Linked DNA regions of Homo sapiens: region 2 is linked to region 1. Evidence: chromatin loops called from intact Hi-C (ENCODE). Cell type or tissue: ascending aorta. All regions are shown on one strand. Links, peaks and the distances in the headings refer to the core of each region. The heading gives the core; the rest is flanking DNA. Region 1 overlaps MPP7 (MAGUK p55 scaffold protein 7). Region 2 overlaps ODAD2 (outer dynein arm docking complex subunit 2).

Region 1 (2,822 bases), core at 244-2,743:
CTTGGCTGATCCAGAATGTCAAGCAGCCAGCCACCTAAGGCCCAGGCAGCAGATTCCAGGTCTCTCTGATGAAAAAACTGAAGAGCCATGGAGAAAAATGGCTCTTTATTCTGGGATTTGCAATCTCTCCTCCTGTAACCAACAGTAGCTGATTTTTCATCCTTTCCCTCTGAAGCAGAGTTTTTAAGTTCTGGCACTACTGACATTTTAGGCTGAATAGTTCTTTGTTGTGAGGGGCTTTCCTGTCTATCGCAGGATGTTCAGCAGCATCCCTGAGCTGTTCTCCTAGATGCCAGCAGTACCCCCTCCTCAAGTCATCACCATCAAAGATGCCTCCAGATGTTGCCAAATGACCAGGAAAGGCGAGAAGGAATCCAACTCAGTCGAAAACCACTGTTCTACAGAGATTCCACCTGTCACCAGGCCCTGCTCCAACACATAGATCTTCCAATCAGCTCTTTTAACAACTCACTATTAAACACAGGCAGACAACCAAGAATAAGCAGACATTTGAGGAAAGCCCCCACAGGATAAACACCAAGCAGGCAAAACAGGAAAAAAAAAGTCCCAGAGTAAAGAAAAATTGTGAACAAAATGAGGAGAATTGAAAATGAAACCGAAACCATTCTACTGAATACTCATCAACAAGCAGAGTAGCATGATAGTAAAAATGTAGAACTTGAGTCAGACCACCTGGGTTCAAGACCAGCTCTACCACCTAACTGGCTGTGTAATCAAAGTGGTACCTCATTCTTCTAATCTTTACAATGGGGTAAAGATTAATATCTATCTAAAGGGTTGCTGGAAGAGAGAAACAAGGTACTTAGAACTTTGAAAAGTTCATGGAACACAGAATCAACAAAAAGGGGGCTTTTGTTTTGTTTAATTATCCTCAGAAAGATTCTATAGTGTATCCATGGAATGAGACTAAGATGTTACAAAAAAGAAACAGAGACATTCTTCTCAAATGTACTGGAATTAAAATAGCAGCAGCGAATTTTTAAGATTTTAAAGAGAAATGTAGTAAAAGTTGAAGAAATCTCTTTAAAAGCAAAGGTAAAATCCAGAAAGGCCAATATTCACCTAAAAGAACTTCTAGAAAGATGGAAGAGGAGAAGAGCTGAGGGAAGGAAATTATCAAGAAATTAAAGCTGAAGAACAGATGTCTCCAGGACTGAAAAGGTCCATTGGATCCAACCATTACAACGACTGGGGTGCAGATAAAGAACTCCTTGCAACCCCACACTAACCTCATCACTGTGAAATTTCTCCTCCAACACACTCACACTGGTTAATTCTTCAGCAACTTTCAGATCTTATTTAACTAGATCAGTGATCAGTTCTTCAATAAAACTTCCCAGAATCTTGGAAAATACCCCCTTCTCTGCCCCTTATACACTCAAAGCACCAAAAACCTGTCCCTATCTCAGTAATAATTACACACTTACTCAAGTGATTACTTGAGTGTTGATTCCAAGAGTCATATGGTTTAAGACCACCGTGTCTGTTTTTCACCATTGCATCCCCATCATCTAACACAATCTATAATAACTATTTAAATACATTTTATATAAATGAGCCATATAATAAAATTACTGATTTCTTGGAAATATCATACATTAATAATAATAAATACCTCTACTACAGAGTTTCACAACTCATTACATGAAATAAAAAAATTTCACAAGTTTTTCGTACTGCTTTGGCCTGAATTTGCTTCTTTTATCTTTAACCCATCAGTGACAGAACTAAATTCTTTAAGCTAGGTCTCAGATGTCCCGAAGGAATGAGCACCACCTAGTGGAGGCACATAATATTAAAAAGTGGCTTGAAACACTACCTAAATTTACTAGGCACACAATAGTGGCTAGCCAAATATTTATTCAAATTAAAAGACAAAGATACATGCCAACTTTGTCAAGTAATGAAAATCAAATTTTTACCATCTGTATAATTTATAACATTCCAATTTAAACAAATGAAATTCACAAATAAAATGTATTTTTAAAGTTGGCAGTTAACATCCTTTCATTTAGCTTTTAACTGAACACAGAAATGAAAACAATGAGGAAGAAAGCAATTCTAGATGCTATGCTTCCAAAGTGAGAAAGAAAATAAAGGTACAATTAAAACACTAATTGCATATGAAAATACACCATTTGATACACTCAAGCCTTTCAAAAAAAATAGGAAAGTTTTTTATCAGAAGGGAGGGGGTGTATTATACTTTGATATTGATAGCCCTCGCTTGCTAAGCAAAAATAATTGTGAAATGTAGTAATGAAACAGGGGACTCTAAGAACAATGTAGATACATTTGTCTTCTAGTTTTATTAGTGATGAAAGGAAACACAAATCAAAAGTATCCAGGATAGCACACTCCTGGGTTAATATATTAATATTAAACTGGAATAATCAAGTAAAACAGGGACATCTTACAAGACATATCACCCTTTCTCAAGCCTTGCCACAGTGGTTGCAGAGGGGAGATGCATGTCTATCAAAGAAGAAAATGTAAAAATTACCAAGTTTTGACAAGAAAATGAATATGAACTTTCTACAGCGCAACTGTTAGATCAATAGCAACTACCTAAAAGTAATTAGCCTCATGCAATGTTAATAACTATTTATTTTAATTTCTACATCACTAAGCCATATTTGAAAAATATATTTGAAATGTAATATAGTGAAAATACTTGTTAAAATTAAGTTATAAATAATATTGTGGTAATAAGCAATGCCTAAACCTTAGCAGCATATAACAACGAAAGTTTATATTCCCCCAGACACTCTCTGTCTACTGCATTTCCTCTGTGAACTCTG
Region 2 (2,822 bases), core at 194-2,693, 310 kb before region 1:
AGTTCAGAATGACTGGAGCACAAAATAAGAAAGGCAGCATGGGAGAAAGTGAGACTTAAGAGGTGAGATCTTGAAGGGTCTCACCTTTAAGATCCTTCAGGGAGCATCTTGGTAAAGGGTTTGGAGTTCATTTTTAAGGGCATTGGAAAGCCCCTGAAGAGGCTGAAGTGTGGGGGAAGGATTTTTATCAATTTTTTATCTTAGAAGATTTCTCAGAATTACAGGGTGCAGGGTTGGAGTGGGTGCAAAGAATGGTATAGGGAACACAGGGGCTATTTCGCTAGACCACATGGGAAGTGGTGATGGTTTGGGGGAGGGTGGTGGTCTATGCCTGGAGAGAAGATTGTGGATTTGGGAAGCTTGCTTGGAGAAGATAGAGATGAGTGATTTGAGATGATTCCCACGTCTCTGGCTCAACTTAGTAGGGCTAATGTTGGAAGAGCTGGGTTTGGTTTGACTTGGTTTGGTTTTCTTGGGGTGGCATATGATATTAGAAGACCTAATTTGAATGAAGTACCCACAGACATTTAAGTGGAACTATCTAGGATGCAGATGAATGTATGGGCTTGGAGCTTAGAAAAAAAAAACAGGCTGGAAGTGGAGATTTGGAATTCATCAGAATAAAGACTGTAACTAAAGCCATGCAAATTAGAGAGTGAGGAGTGAAGTGAGAGTGGAGAGTGAGGTGAGAGCGGGGAGTGAGGTGAGAGCGGGGAGTGAGGTGAGAGCGGGGAGTGAGGTGAGAATGGGGAGTGAGGTGAGAGTGGGGAGTGAGGTGAGAGTGGGGAGTGAGGGGAGAGTGAGGAGTGGGGTGATAGTGGGCTCTTTCTGGTGTCCCAGGTGTGGGCCAAGGAAAAGAATTTGTCAGAAGATCTTGGAGTCAGATCTCCACCTTCTCTAAGGTTGTATGGGGGTGAGTGTAATGTCCACCAATTACTTGGCTCTATCACTTTCTCAAATAATAATAATTCACATCTTTTGCATCCCAACGGCGTATCAGGCATGGTACTACGCACTTCACATAAGTTATTTCAGTTAAACCTCACAGGAATCATGCAAAATGGGTATTATTTCCATTTTAGGTTTTTAAAAGTGAGGCTCAAAGAGGTTGAACCTTATAAAATAGATTGTATCCCTCATGAAGGTAGGCACCATGTGTTACTCAACTGAGTGATCATTAGAAACCGTAAATCTGATGATCCCATCTCCATACCCACCAAATTCTTCCACAGCAACCCCTGCCCTTAGGATAAAATTCAAACTCCACAACGTTGTTTGCAAACCTTTCAAGGTGCACCCCTGGTTTATCTCTCCAGCCTCAACTTCCCTGCCTTGACACCTCTTCTCCAACCTCCCCCACATATACCCTGAGCCAGTGGCTCTCTATGTGAGCTAATAATAAGAACCCTGGCACTCATTCCCTGAGAATGTGATTCATTAAGTCTGGGTGAGGTCCACTAAAATATTTGTATTTTTAAAAACTCTCCAGCCAGTAGAGGGAACACTACTTTATGAATTAGTCCTTCAGTTTTCATGTCCTCAAATGTGCATGTCTCCACAAGTCTGCACAAACCTTTTCTGTCTGTCTTCCTGTTAGCTTGGGAATTCCTACACATCTTCAGCTGCCAACTAAGGTATGCTCTTCTTCAGGAAACCTTTCCTGAACCTCAAGTCTGGGTTAAGTGGCATCTTCCATAATACCTGGTTCTCCTGTATGACAGCACCTATCACTGCACATAGTTGTGGTTTCTTTGTTTGTCTTTGACCCTGAACTGTAAGTCCCAGGAGGGTGAGGACTCTTGCTGTCTCATTCATTGTTGAATGCCTGGTACCTATGCCAGTTTCTAGCAGTTAGTAGATACTCAACTAACATTCATTGAATTTGATTGTTTGCAAACTCATAGCCTTAAAAGAAAGCTTTCACTGTGGTTACAACAAACCAAACTAAACTCCTACTAAATGGTGAAGGCAGGACACGAGTCAGGTTCTATGCAAGTGTGAGGGCGAAGCCACTTTCTCTCTGTAACACGTTGCCTTACCTGATTGCTGAGAGAAGTGACAGCAGCAATATTGGTGGGCTGGTTCTCAATAGTAAATCTAAATACAATTTCTGATAGTTAGGACATACTTCTAAATTCTGATGTATTCATAAGCTTATTTGGAAAAATAGTTAATTGCCATTCTTTGTAAAATTCTACAATAAAGATTTCTGTGTAATACAAAAGAAATGATTATATTTTCAATTGTCTTCTATACTGTCACTTTATTACACTTCTATGCATTAGGATGCTCTCAAATCAAAATACTATAAACATGAATGTATTAACCTTGAAATATCCAACACTGTTTAATCCTAATTACCCTTTGAGGCAGTTAGTGGTGGTAGATGGAGCTTTAGTATTTGCATGTCATAGATGAAGAAAACCCAGAGGAATAAATTAACATGTAAAAGGTAAAATGACAGAGTGGCAGAAGCAGGATTTGATTCCAGATCTGTCTGACCCCAGAGCCCCCTCACAATATTGTGATTTGTAAATCCTAACCATATACTTGGCTCAAATGAGGCCATGCACATGTAAATTCAAAAGCAAAAACAGGGGCTCTTAGAATTTCAGGGGACTTCAAAAGCATAGCCCCAAAGCTCAACTTTTCCAAGGATCATCTTGGTCCAATTGTGTTACTATGAAGGGATACTTTATAAATTACTGGGTAATTTATAAAGAAGATAAGTTTATTTGGCTTATGGTTCTGCAGGCTTTACAAGAAACATGGTGCCAGCATCTGCTTCTGGTGAGGGCCTCAGGAAGCTTCCACTCATGGTA

What was found. Hi-C counts contacts between places; a loop is a spot of excess contacts. Peaks named below come from ENCODE experiments on the same cell type or tissue, not always from the same donor. Only the 100,000 strongest peaks of a DNase experiment are listed, where the experiment ranks them.
Region 2: it touches region 1 in a loop (4-fold over the local background); 8 of 110 quality-filtered maps call a loop at or near these places.

The regions. Positions count from the first base shown.
Region 1 is chr10:28,177,899-28,180,720 of GRCh38, forward strand. The region is part of intron 3 of MPP7 (MAGUK p55 scaffold protein 7); the gene reads right to left. Among named protein-coding and RNA genes, the nearest start is that of SNORD130, 110 kb to the left of the region's middle. In ascending aorta, for the core only: a CTCF peak has its summit at 1,805 (motif pointing left); no DNase peak of the experiment used is centred there; H3K4me3 peaks cover 1,543 bases; H3K27ac peaks cover 1,390 bases.
Region 2 is chr10:27,863,833-27,866,654 of GRCh38, forward strand. The region is part of intron 17 of ODAD2 (outer dynein arm docking complex subunit 2); the gene reads right to left. Among named protein-coding and RNA genes, the nearest start is that of MKX, 120 kb to the left of the region's middle. In ascending aorta, for the core only: a CTCF peak has its summit at 1,505 (motif pointing right); no DNase peak of the experiment used is centred there.